Regions from separate parts of the Mus musculus genome. Here region 2 is linked to region 1. A link is a contact called in ENCODE Hi-C or POLR2A ChIA-PET data. All regions are on one chromosome and are shown on one strand. Each heading gives the region's core, a stretch centred on a gene start or an enhancer-like site at or near the end of the contact. The rest is flanking DNA. Distances are from core to core; before and after follow the strand shown. Region 1 holds the start of Ipo5 (importin 5). Region 2 holds the start of Stk24 (serine/threonine kinase 24).

Evidence for each region. Hi-C counts contacts between places; a loop is a spot of excess contacts on that map. ChIA-PET counts read pairs that join two places held with the same protein, here RNA polymerase II (POLR2A).
Region 2: a loop to region 1 is called in a map of heart, with 5 times the contacts of the local background. The contact joins the promoter of Stk24 here to the promoter of Ipo5 in region 1. A Hi-C loop is called at or near these places in 1 of 37 maps with a recorded cell type or tissue (heart). POLR2A ChIA-PET finds 5 or more read pairs at or near these places in 1 of 5 experiments (embryonic stem cell).

What each region holds. Positions count from the first base shown.
Region 1 is chr14:120,907,989-120,913,971 of GRCm38, reverse strand. Ipo5 (importin 5) reads right to left here and starts at 2,778. Exons shown (of 26, transcript NM_023579.4): 1 at 2,629-2,778. The coding sequence starts at 2,718.
Region 2 is chr14:121,377,425-121,383,500 of GRCm38, reverse strand. It overlaps Stk24 (serine/threonine kinase 24), which reads left to right and starts at 4,271. Exons shown (of 11, transcript NM_145465.2): 1 at 4,271-4,603. The coding sequence starts at 4,562.

The DNA of each region.
Region 1 (5,983 bases), core at 1,529-4,028:
AAAGTATTAAATGGTCTGAATAAATGAGCCGGGCGTGGTGGCCCACACTTTTAATCCCAGTACTTGGGAGGCAGAGGCAGGCGGATTTCTGAGTTCGAGGCTAGCCTGGTCTACAGTGTGAATTCCAGGAAAGCCAGGGCTACACAGAGAAACCCTGTCTCAAACCTCTCCCCCACCCCCAAATAAAAGGAGAAACATTTTAGAAAATTTAAGTCTTTAGACCACTTCAACAAAATGTAACAATGTATGTTGTAACAATGTGAGTTACACTGTTCACCTCCTTGTAAGAGCAACAGTGACCTTAGCCAGGACCCTGTAGACTAAGTATTTTTATTTTGGCTGAATAAATTTACAAATATATTCTCGGAGCCCATGCCAATTGTTCAGCTTCAATAAAGTATTTTCATAGTTGTTTCATCTGACTTAGTATGTCCTCTTGTTTGGGTTACTTATAAATCTCCCCAAACAAATTGAGGAGCTTTTGTGCCTTTTTTTTTTTTTTTTGGCGTTTTTCTAGGAAGTTTTATTTACAACTTACTATTATACCATATGGTATCAAGGACCACCCTGACCCCGAATTTGCTCTTTTGCCAAGTTAAGAAAATTCAGTGTCGCAGTACTCACTTTCTATATACATTCTCAGGACATATTAAGGAAAAACGTAGTACCTAAATATCTCCACTAGGAATAGAGACAAAGAGTACTTATTTCCGATTGTTCTTTATGAGAAAATGCGCTGAATGCTACTAACGATCCCTAAAGGGATGTAAGAGATAAAAAGATTTACAACAGGCACCAAATTGGAATTCAAGCTGAACCGGACACTGGTATTTAGTTCAATAGAAGAGCGATTCCCCACCAGGCTTGACAATAGACTTAAGCAACTGGAGGGGAGGGGGAGAATTAAACTAGCTTACTAATTACAAAGCAGTTCTGCTCTGCAACACATGGAAATTTCTATTATAGGGTGGGATTAAGAACTTGCTTTGGTTTAAAAAAATTACCTCGAGTTTGCACAAAGTATCAAAATGTTTAGGCATCATCATATCCTAAGTGGAAACTGTTGCAAGTTTACTTTTACGCATACTTTTACATACATATACTACCTTCGTCCAGACAAGTATACACGTTATTTCTATGTGCAGTACTCTTGGACCGCACTAAAAGTATCGGATTACTCACTCACAGGGAGATGCACCTATCTATATAATGTATGGTCTTCTGGGTGACAATGTGAAAGAAACTGAGGGAAAATTCAATTTGCAGAACTATGTATACTATAAATCCACCCAGGTAACATAATGTATACACGAATGCTTTTAAAGATACGTTTTCAAGGAAGGCTCATGAAATAAACGTGGAGAGTGGATTAAGAATTGTACCCTTTGAATTTCCCCCTATACACTGCATATTACTTGAATAAGGCGGGCATGGGAACTGGTGCGCTCAGGAAACTTGGCTGGGGGACTGCCACAGGTTTGAAGGGCCTGTGTAAACTAGAGAGCCAAACATCGCTATCTCCCCTCCCCCCAAAATTAAAAGCACCATTAAGAAGGACATAGTTTAAAGCACCATTTCACACAGAAGTTAAGTCTCCAACTTCTTTACTTACTAAAATCTAAGTGTGGCCAGATTATCCATTCTACTCAAAGCGAAATTAGCAACTGTTTTAAAAGACAGCTCCCAACTTTAGGTCGGTAAGTACAAGACATGTCAACGTCACTAGCTATATATAAAAGACATCTTTGCTTTGTAAGTAAAGCTATTCACACATCCTCAGAGTCTCCTAAAAAACTTCAGACCCATGGGTCGTAAGGAGCTCCACGTATCAACTTTCCTAGAAATTACCTCACAAAAATCTGAGCTTCAACACTAACAATGTATCTTCCGTCTTCTAGTGAGCTAATAATATTATTGCTAGCTTGCAAATGGGCTTATAACTGTATCTGAAATGGAACCCTTGATCTAAGACTGATTGAGAACGATCTGTGTTATATGAAAAAGAGATGGCACTGGCCCAGTTAGACAGCCACAGCCCCCAGTATATCCCGTTTATAAGCCCAAATCTCTAGAGATCAAACAAGATTCGAAGGAAGAAGAGCAGAGCGAGGTGGTCAAGCAGGGATCCCTCAAAGGCAACTTCACACGATCTTGAAGGGACCGGCGTGTGCAGTTCCTTTTAGAAACCAGAAAGGGGCTCGGGGGAAAGACGCCGTAAGGCAGCGACAGGCAGGACACGCGTTCTCCCTGAGCTGGGATGGGGAAGGGAGCGGCTGGGGTGGTGGGGGAAGCGGGACGGGTCAGGAGCTGCCGGGGTCTGGCCGCCCGCGAGGGCTGGCGGGCCACGCGGGGAGGGAGAGCAGGGCTGGGGTGCAGGGCCCGCGGGCGGGGCGCGTCAGGCGCGGTGGCACGTGTGCGCGGGTCGGCGGCGAGGCAACCGGCGCCGCCGCCGCTGCACGGGCCGGAAGGGCCGGGGCCGGGCGGGAGGCGCGCACGTGGGCTGCGGGGCCGCTGTCCGCCAGCCGGGCCGACCCGCGCCGCTCGGCCGGCCGGCCGACGAGCGCCCAGGGCCAGCCGGCCGGCCGCGGAGGAGAAGGATCGGCGCGCCGGGGCCGCCGATTCGCTTACCTCCGCCTGTTTCCGGACCACATTGTCGGGGCTGAGCAGGTTTCCCAGGAGCAGGTAGAACTGTTGCTGCTCCGCCGCGGCCGCCGCCATTGCGCTAGGCGTGAGAGAGAGAAGGAGGGAGCTGTGAGGCGCGCTGGCGGGCCGGCGGGAGGGTTGGGGGCGGGCCCAGCGCGGCGACCGGCACCAGCGGCGGCGCGGGGATGAGGGGCCGGGCGAGAAGGGCGGGGCCGAGGGGGCCGAGGGAGGACGGGGCGGGGCCTCGCGCCCTCTCACCCGGCCGCGGCCGCCGACGCCGGCGTCCCATTGGCTCGCGGCGCGGGGGGCGTGCCCGAGGCCGCCCCCCCTCGAGGGCCACGCCGATTGGTCACGCACCCTGCGGTGTCGTCACTCCAGCGCGCGCCGGGAGGCGGGGCTGGCGGGCGTGTGTGGCGGCCAGAGGGCCGCTGTTAGGACGAGGTTGGGGTTCCCGGGGCGCGGGTTGGGAGGAGCCGATCCGGCTGGGCCGCCGCGAGGGGCGTGAGGCCGGGCCCGGAGGAGGGGCCAGCTCCTGAGCGCGGGAGATTTCGGCGCCGCGGGCTGGCTGGACTCCCTTTCCCTGCCGCCCGCCGCGTAGCCGCGCCTTAGGGCTTTGGGGCCCCGGGACCCCCCTCCCTAACCCCATCCCAATCCCCCCAGCAGCGAGCACACACGCATACACACACCCGCCTCTGCAGACCCCTCCATCTGTCTGGCCCTGTGGTGTCGTGTCGTCCCCCTCAGCCTGTGACTCAGGCGGTCCCTACCCTCCTCTGTCCTGTGACTCACGTCCAGGGACTGTCCCGGAAGAGGGGTTGCTCATCACGGACTCTTCCCCCCTGCACCTCTCCGTCCCGGATCAAATCACGCACGCTCCCCACCCGGGAACTGCCACCCATCCTGGTGTTTGGAGCTTCCTTGCTCTCTAAGGATGGGAGAAGTCATGAGCCACTCCCTAACGTGGTCGATCCATTGATAGTTGATGCGTGCCAGCATGGAGGGGACCAGAGGCTGCCTCCCTCTCACCTCCTAAACTCTAGTGCTTAAACACCAGCGTTGGCCCATCTTTCTATCTGGGACTGCCTAAACAGGAGAGAGCAGAGCTCAAACTGAAACACTTTGAGAATCATGTCCTATTCAGAATCATGTCTAATGTCCACAGACTCAAATGCTCATATCAAAAGAAAAAAATAATGTATGAAATGGTCCTACACTGAAAAAAAAAAAAAAACAATGTGGCCCAAGAATGAAAGAGCATCCCCAGTTGGAAACTAGTTCTACAAAATAGATGCGCTGGCCTCCAGAAAAGCAGAACGTAATCAGGGTTGCAGCTACACCTATAGAGGGGAGACCTTTCTCCACAATTCAGATTCTGTTGTAAAAATCTTGACTGGCTCTCAGCTCCCAAGTTTATCCCAGCTCCTGTTTGCCCAGACTCAGTTAAAAGCCTACTGTGTGTCCAAAGCATTGCCCAAGTTGAGGATGACAGCAGGTGAAAAGGGGGATGTATGTCTTGTGTCAAAAGGACTCGACTACTTCCTAAGGAATAGGTTTCCACAGCCTGAGGCCTGTAACTACAGCTCAGCAGCTCATGGGATTTATGTTGAAGTTTTTTATTTCTTGTTGGCAATTGTGCATTTTGAAAGTATTAAATATTTTCTCTTGGGTGATTTTAAAGGTTGGTCTTACATCATCCATGGTCAGGTCATGCAAAATCTGGCCAGAAGCCCTGGGATCACGTGGAATTGTGGGAACCAGTCCCGGTTTCTACAGTGGCATTTAGTTGATTTGTGGAGAAAGTCACCCCCTCTACTATTAGCTGCCACACTGGCGGGATTCTTTCTCTACAGGAGGCCAGCAAAGCTATTGTGTAGAACTGATTTCCTACCTTGAATTCATTCTTTGGCCACATTTGTTTTCTTCAAGGTCAGACCATTTCCGACATTAGTTTGGAGTCGATTTTTTTTTTTTTTAATTTTGATGTGTGTGTGTGTGTGTGTGTGTGTGTGTGTGTGTGTATGAGAGAGAGAGAGAAAGAGGGGTAGGACATGAATTACTCATTCAGAGTTCTTAAATTGGGGAATTACATACTAACAAATTTATTTATTTATTTATTTTTGGCTTTTCGAGACATGGTTTCTCTGTGTAGCCCTGGCTGTGCTGGAACTCACTCTGTAGACCAGGCTGGCCTTGAACTCAGAAATCCACCTGCCTCTGCCTCACAAATGCTGGGATTAAAGGCATACGCCACTGCGCCTGGGTAACCAATTTTTAATTAACTAGGTAACAGTGAAATAAGACAAATTACCTAGAGGCTTGCAAATATATATAGTCGTAGCTAAAACTATAGATTTTCCCACAAATCAGATTCTGTTATAAAAATCTTGGCTGGCTCTCGACTCCAAGTGTTTATCCCAGTGCCTTTCCCCAGACTCTGCTGAGAGCCGAATCTATACATTGCATATATGCAGGGTTGGGGGATGTAGATGAGTGGTAGAGTGTTTCCCTAGCATGCATGAGGTCCTGGGCTTGACAGCACTGCTAAGAGGAAGCCTGAAGATTCGTGCCTGTAAGCACAGCACTCAGGATGTGGAAGCAGGATGATCAGGAATTCAAGATCAAGCTCTCCCTTGGCTGCATAAAGATGAGAGCAGTCTGGGCTACATGAGGCTTTGACTAAAACAACAAACAAATATTTATGGATGATTATTAAACAATAAACACCTCAGCATAAGTTTGTGCACCAAGAGCTCTATGGGAGTAGTAGTTGTTTTATTAGTTTCTGTTTCCTTCGATTGTTTTGTGGGTCTCACTGTCTACCTCTGGATGGGCTTGAAATCACAGAGCCTCTCCTCCTCCTTCTCCCCAAGCGCTAGGATGAAAGGCGTGTGCCTATTGATGACTCAATGCGTTCAAAAGGAGATGTGCTTTTAGTTTAAAAATGTAAAATGTGCATAGAATTTTAAAGACAATGAGACATTAACATTTTATATTGACAACAAGTAGAAAGAGTATATTGGGTTAAAGTCTACTAATGAAATTAACTATGTTATATATAACATAGTTAAAATTTTTAGCTGTTTCTCTTATTAAAGTATGGCTAGTTAGAAACAAAAATAACATGTAAAAACACATATTTTACTTCTATTGGATAGTGCTTTGCTAAAGAATAAAATAAGGGGCTAACACAGTTGCACTGTATAGTTGGTCATTTAAACTAGGTATTGACTTAAAGGGATATGAATCAGTTACCTACAGTGTTTTCTGTCGCTCCCAGTTTTTGACTTGATTCTCAGGGATTTGGAGACATGGCACAGCGCTTTCTGACCGGTGTTCCTTG
Region 2 (6,076 bases), core at 3,022-5,521, 470 kb before region 1:
GGCTGGTAAGAGGAGAGAGCCTGTGTCAAGTTTTACCCTTCTCTTGCAATTCAGAATGTAAGTCCTAACCCTCGACACCCAGAAAACCACCCAGAACTGTGGCTGGATTTGTAGATGGGGGTCTTTAAGGAAGGAAGGTAAGATGAGGGTGTTAGGATAAACTTAATCTGCTCTGATTGGTGTCCTTCTGGAAAGGGAGATAGGGATAAGCATATTCAGCCGGAAGGTGGGGGGTGATTGTCAGCTGCAAGCCATAGAAGCCGATACCTCGACCTGTGGCTCCCAGCTTCCGGCACCACCTCTGTAGTGTGCTGATGTTCTGTGGTGGCGGTCCTGACAGACTGATGTGGGGTGTGAATAAAGGTGACCCTAGTGATGTCCTGTAAGAGCCTCCTTGGCCACTGTGTGATGCTTTACTCACACCATTCTTCTATGTAACTGGTGTAGCATCCTTGTCTGTCACCCGACAAAGACAGGTGCTTCTTTGTACAGATGCTGATAATTTGGGGCCAGCTACTAGACATGTAGACTTTATCAAGTTGCTGTTTGTTAGTTACCAATCTATTCATATTTTTCTCCTTAGAGTTTGCCGTGAAAGTCCCTGTCTTTAATCTGTGCATTTAAATTGCTAATACCCTGGTGTCTAGTGGTGTTTAGGGATGTTTGTCTTTCTGACTCAGGAAGACAAGGGCGGGACTGAGTACTGAACTCCTGATTTCTGCTGTACTCCTCAAGCTTGGCAGAGTTCAGAATTGGCTTAGGGGTGACTGATAAACGGGGGCTCCTTGTGCGGAAGAGGCTCTGTATAGGAATATAGTCATGTCCTGTGTGGCCCAGAATATATGTCAAGAGCACAATTCGTTGCTCAACTCATGTCTTTAAGTGACACAAAAGGCAAAGAAGGGGATGAAAATAATTTGATGTATTAGTGTATCCATGGAGACCGGAAATAAGTATAATCTTTATGGATCCCCCTCACAGTCTCTCCTTTTGGAATTATGAGTTTACAATCTGTCATAATCATGTATTGGAGGTGCAGAAAATGGTAACAGGAGGCAGAGAAATCCTTTTCCCCGCTCAGCTGCAAAGGCAGCTATTATAACCCCAAGTTTTGTATTGTACACTTCCAAAATTAGAATCTAGTGACACTGGTCTGTAGGATGGCATTAGGGAAGCACCCAGGGTCCAGTGTTTGCATGCCCAAGCCTGTACTGTAGGCTTGACATGTAGTTGTTATTTAAAACAGGTATGAGTGAATGTGTGAATGAACGAATGAATGAATGAATATAATTAGCCATTGGGCAGGATCTGATTCTGCACTTTTGTCCTGTCAATCATCTTTGCTCTGGGAAAACAAGGAAAGGAGGGATCAACTGGCCTAGGAATGTTGGGTAATACCAATAAAGGATGCAGCCGAACCAGTAACTCCTGTGTGACTTCCTCTCTTTCCACAGGCACAGTACTCAACACGGTCTAAGAAGTAAAGTTCACCCAGTGAGGGAACAAGAAGGGTAAGAGGAAGGAGAGAGCTTCAGTCAGCGAGGGAACAAGAAGGGTACGAGGAAGGAGAGAGCCAGCTCCCAAAAGCCAGTCGCGGTGTCCGGATAACTCAGTTCCTGTTGGAAGTGACAAGTTCTGATCCTCATCTGTGTTGGGGTACAAAAGGAGATGTTGTGTTAGGGTATAAAAGGAGATACTGATTAGCTTTGTAAATTATGTCATGTTGCACTTCAGTCTCTGTGGCCTCGATACTGAAAATTAGCTCAACAAAGCCAGTTACAAGTTTTCTGTAGTTTATTGGTCAAAGAACAGTTCTCCAACACTTCTGATTGTCCCCTTTCTCTTCGTCCTCAGTCATGCTATTGGTTTGACTGTGCTGATCCTAAGCACACATTTTAGCATGGTGTCTTCATAGGTGGAGGTTAGCAGAGACTGAAGAAACCATTTTTAAGTCCAGGAATAATAATCACTGCTAAATCCTGGTGTATAGCTGGACTTTTTTTTCTGTGCATAGATGTATAATTCCAGTAGCTTGTGATCAGTCTACCCTTTTTATTTTTTATTTACCTATTTATTATTTTTGGTCTCACCTAGCCCAGATTGGTCTGTATCTCAGTATGTAGGAGAAACTGGCCTTGAACTCCTGATTTTCCTGTTTCTACCTCCTAGTGTTAGGACTTCAGATTACATATTATTGTTTTGTATCCTATATTTTCCTGACACTATGTAATAAAACTATCTTTCTACATTACTGCATTAGTTACATCTCCCTAGCTGCTGTGACAAAGCACCAGGACAAAGGCAGCTTTTATAACAAAGTATCTATTTGGGTGAATTGCTCCAGAGGGTCTAGAGTCAGTGGTGGCAGGGGAGCTTGGCAGGCATGACAGCAGCATAGGAAGTTGATTGCTCAGGTCTTGAACCATAAGCACCAAGCATAGAGAAGAGCACTGGGCAAGGCTTTGAAACATCAAAGCTCACCATCACTCCCACCAGGAATTCTTCCTCCAGCAAGGCTGGGTTGCTTATACCTCCCCAAATAGCACTCACCCACTGGGGAGCAAGTGTTCAGATACATGAGCCTCTGAGGGACATTATCACAATTACTAAACATGACCTACTAAAATATCTTTTCTTCTTTTTTTTTTTTGGGGGGGGGGTCATGTTCTTTAGAAAGTGTCTCCCTGTATAACCCTGGTTGTCCTGGAACTATATAGACCAGGCTGGCCTTGAACTCACAGAGATCTGCCCGCTTCTGCCTCCCAAATGCTGGGGTTAAAGGCTTGTGCCACCACACCTGGTGAAGTAGTAGTAGTAAGAAAGTACTCTTTATGTAATCAGACATTTCCAAGGCTGAAAGTCGCTGCCTCTTGGTAGAGACTCCTGTATTTCTGGTCATTCTTTCATGTTATTCTAGGTAGAATTTGAGGTTGAATAATATATGCCTTTTCAAGATTCATGGTCTTGATCATTTTCCCTTGTATTCATTAAGTACTCCATTTTTTTTTCTTTTCTTTTTAGGTTTCTTCTGCTTAGGGAACACATAAACTCTTGGTTATATGGGTTCATACTTTTAATGTTTTCAGTTTACTCTTTAGAAGTGGCAACGCATCTCAGTCAGGTGACCAGGAGTAATCATGCAAGCCTTCTAATACATCTTAGCATCCTGGAGGTCTCCTAGGCTAGGTTTCCAAAGGGTATTCGGCTTACTTTAACTTCTGATGCAGGACCCAGAGGGAGCCTGTGTTCTTGGAATACAAGGACACCTCAGAGAATAATCTCTTCTCTACCTTAGTCGAGGATTTATGCGTCCTCTATTTCTGAACTCTTGGGGACTCATTTTGTATGGTTAACCTTGCACAGCTGTGGGGCAAAGCGGGCACTCCTGAATGAGGCCTCAGGGTCCCTATGGCGAGAGACACAGCGATTCTGACTCTTAGACCACTTCCTATTTGCCACTTGTAAATAAAGTACTTCCTGGAACCGCATGGATTCACTCCATCCTTCCTTGTTTGCTGCAGAAGCGGCAGCTTAGGAGGAGGGCAGAGCTGGTGCCCAGAGAGGGCCTACGGCCTTAGGAGCAGTGAAGCGAGGGGAGGGCTGGGTAAGAGTCGGGACGCGGTTTCCTTCTATTGTCTTCCCTTCCTCCAGCACCCCTCCGCACCCCACTTTTCCCTTCTTGTGCGCAGCGCAGAGATGGCGGGGCCCAGCCCTTCCTCTGTCCAGCTAAGTTTCCACAGCCGGCGGCCCAGGCGAGGCTGAGTTCAGTACCCAAGGCAGTGCACACAAACCGCCCTCTCTACCCTTGGGGTTTCTTCCTTGATCTGGCTGGAAACTTCGTACAGTGAGGACGCTCCGGCCGGGGCTTTTGGAATAGGCCCCAGGCTAGGCCCCTCTGGGGACACCCCGAGTGCAGACTCTGGCCTCTGGAGGGCCAGGGCGGGTGGAGAGGGAAGGGTAGGAGTGGGCGGTGCTCTTCGCTCCCCCAAACTCAGCTCTCTTCCGCGCGCGAGGCCCACCCCGCGGTTCCGAAGGACCCCGGCGCACAGCACCCGAGAGCGCCCGCCTGCCCGCCGGGCCCCGGGGACCCCGCCTGCGCGCCCGCAGGGAGGCGCGACTGCGGCCTAGGGCGCCCGGCGGCTCCTCCCCTCCCCCTCCCCCTCCCGGAAGCGCGGGGCGGGGTCCCCGGCCGGGCCGCGGGGGCGGGCGCGGGGGCCGGGCCGGGGCGGGGCGCGGCGGACTGTGCGCGCCCACTCGGCTCCAGGCGGCCAGCGCTCGCGGGCCCAGGCCGCCCGGCTCGACCTGAGCACCGCGGCGGCGCAGCGACGGGATCCCTGGAGAAGCAGCCGCAGTCTCGAGACGTCCCCCGCGCCCCCCACTGCCCGCCCCAGGCTCAGTGTATGGGGCCGCGGCCCGCCAACCTTCGTTGAGACCGTCCCCGGGGTGCGGTGGCCTCGGGCTCCAGAGCCCGCCCCGCCACCCGAGGGCTGCGCGCGGCCCCGGGCCTGCTCGCCGCGCGGCTCCGCGCGTCCCGGGCCAGGAAGTGGCGGCGCCGAGCGCCATGGCCCACTCCCCGGTGCAGTCGGGCCTGCCGGGCATGCAGGTAGGTTGGGGTGGCCCGGTCGGGCTGCGGCCAGGGCGGAAGCGGGCAACTTGGCGGTGTCAACACGCCCCCCCTCCCCCCAACCAGCCGGGCCCGCTTCTCCGGGATCTTCGCCGACTCGGGCGGCGGGGATCTCGGGTGTATGCACGTGGAGGGGCTTTGGGGTCTGCGGCCTGGGGCCGAGGTGGGGTGCAGGAGCTTTGCGCTCCCCAAGTCCGACGCGCAGGCCGAGCGCCCATCCCGGGCAGGAGTCTGAACTAGTGTCCTTGGAGGCCCCGCTTTGGTGCCTGGGCCCTATGTGGGCCTGGGACAGGGATAGCGGCACTCTGGGGTCCGTCCTCAGTTAGCAAAAGTCCCTCCCCAGACCCCTCAAGCGGGAGACCCGAGCGCAGGGCGGGAGCGCGCCCCGGCTGGTCACAGTCCGGGCGGGCCGCAGGGCGGGGTGCAGGAAGATGTAACCTCGCATCGGAGCCTGTAGTTCTGGTGCGGAAAGTGCGAGGTTGCAAACTCGGGAGGCGGAACCCACACCTCCGCGAGCGCCCTGGTGTGCAGAGCCCAGGTTCATCCCTCGGGTGCCAGGACTCCGCTGCTGGACTTTCACTTTGAGACCGGTTGGCATCCAGAGGAACTGTGTGCTAGCGGGCTTCTTGGTGCACACTTTGTATCTTCTTAGCCTGCCAGTGACTTTTTCTTCGGAGGGGAAGGGGGCGGTGAGGGGACGGAGTTGAATTTCAAGTTTATATGGATGCACGAACTTTTTTTTTGCTATTGAGGATGGTTTTCTGCACTTTGAAAAACAATCACTTGTCTGTTCAAACTTGTAAAGTTTGTGAGCGTATATAATAAATACAGACATAATGATTGCGATTAAGATAGCAAGACCAGTCAAAGTTTTGCTTTCCCAAGGAAGTGAACGGAAGAGTTTTGCTTAAAAAAAAACAAACAAAAATCAACAACAACAAAAAAAAAACAAAACACCTCAGAATATCCAAGGTTATCAGTTTATAGATGCAGCAGGCGCCTTCTCTCTGGCTTCAGGGTTGAGCCGCATGGACCTTGCTTGCCTCTTACTGCTTCTGCCACTTCTGAAAATAGTTCCTATCCCTCTTTTCTTCTTCTTTTTTCTTTCCATACCACGTAAGGAAAATGGTTTTCTTGGCCCCGGTTTTGAACTCTGGAAAAATAGGAATTCAAAGTTACCACTTCAGTGGCCACTAGAACTTGAGTCATTTTTAAGGGATAATAAAGTTGGAATTGAGAAGTGTCACTGGAAAAGTGCTCTCAAAGTATTCCTGAGTCTCACCTTGCCTGCGTTCTAAAACTTGATGGTGCTGGCCGCTAGTTGAAAGTCACCCCAGGCCTCCTGCAACTCTTGCCTTGGTTTGACTTCAGAGACAAGACATCAGGGTCAACTGGGTGACAGTTTCTTACCTGTGGCCAGAAGGACCTCGTGGCACATTTCTTCACGTTTTC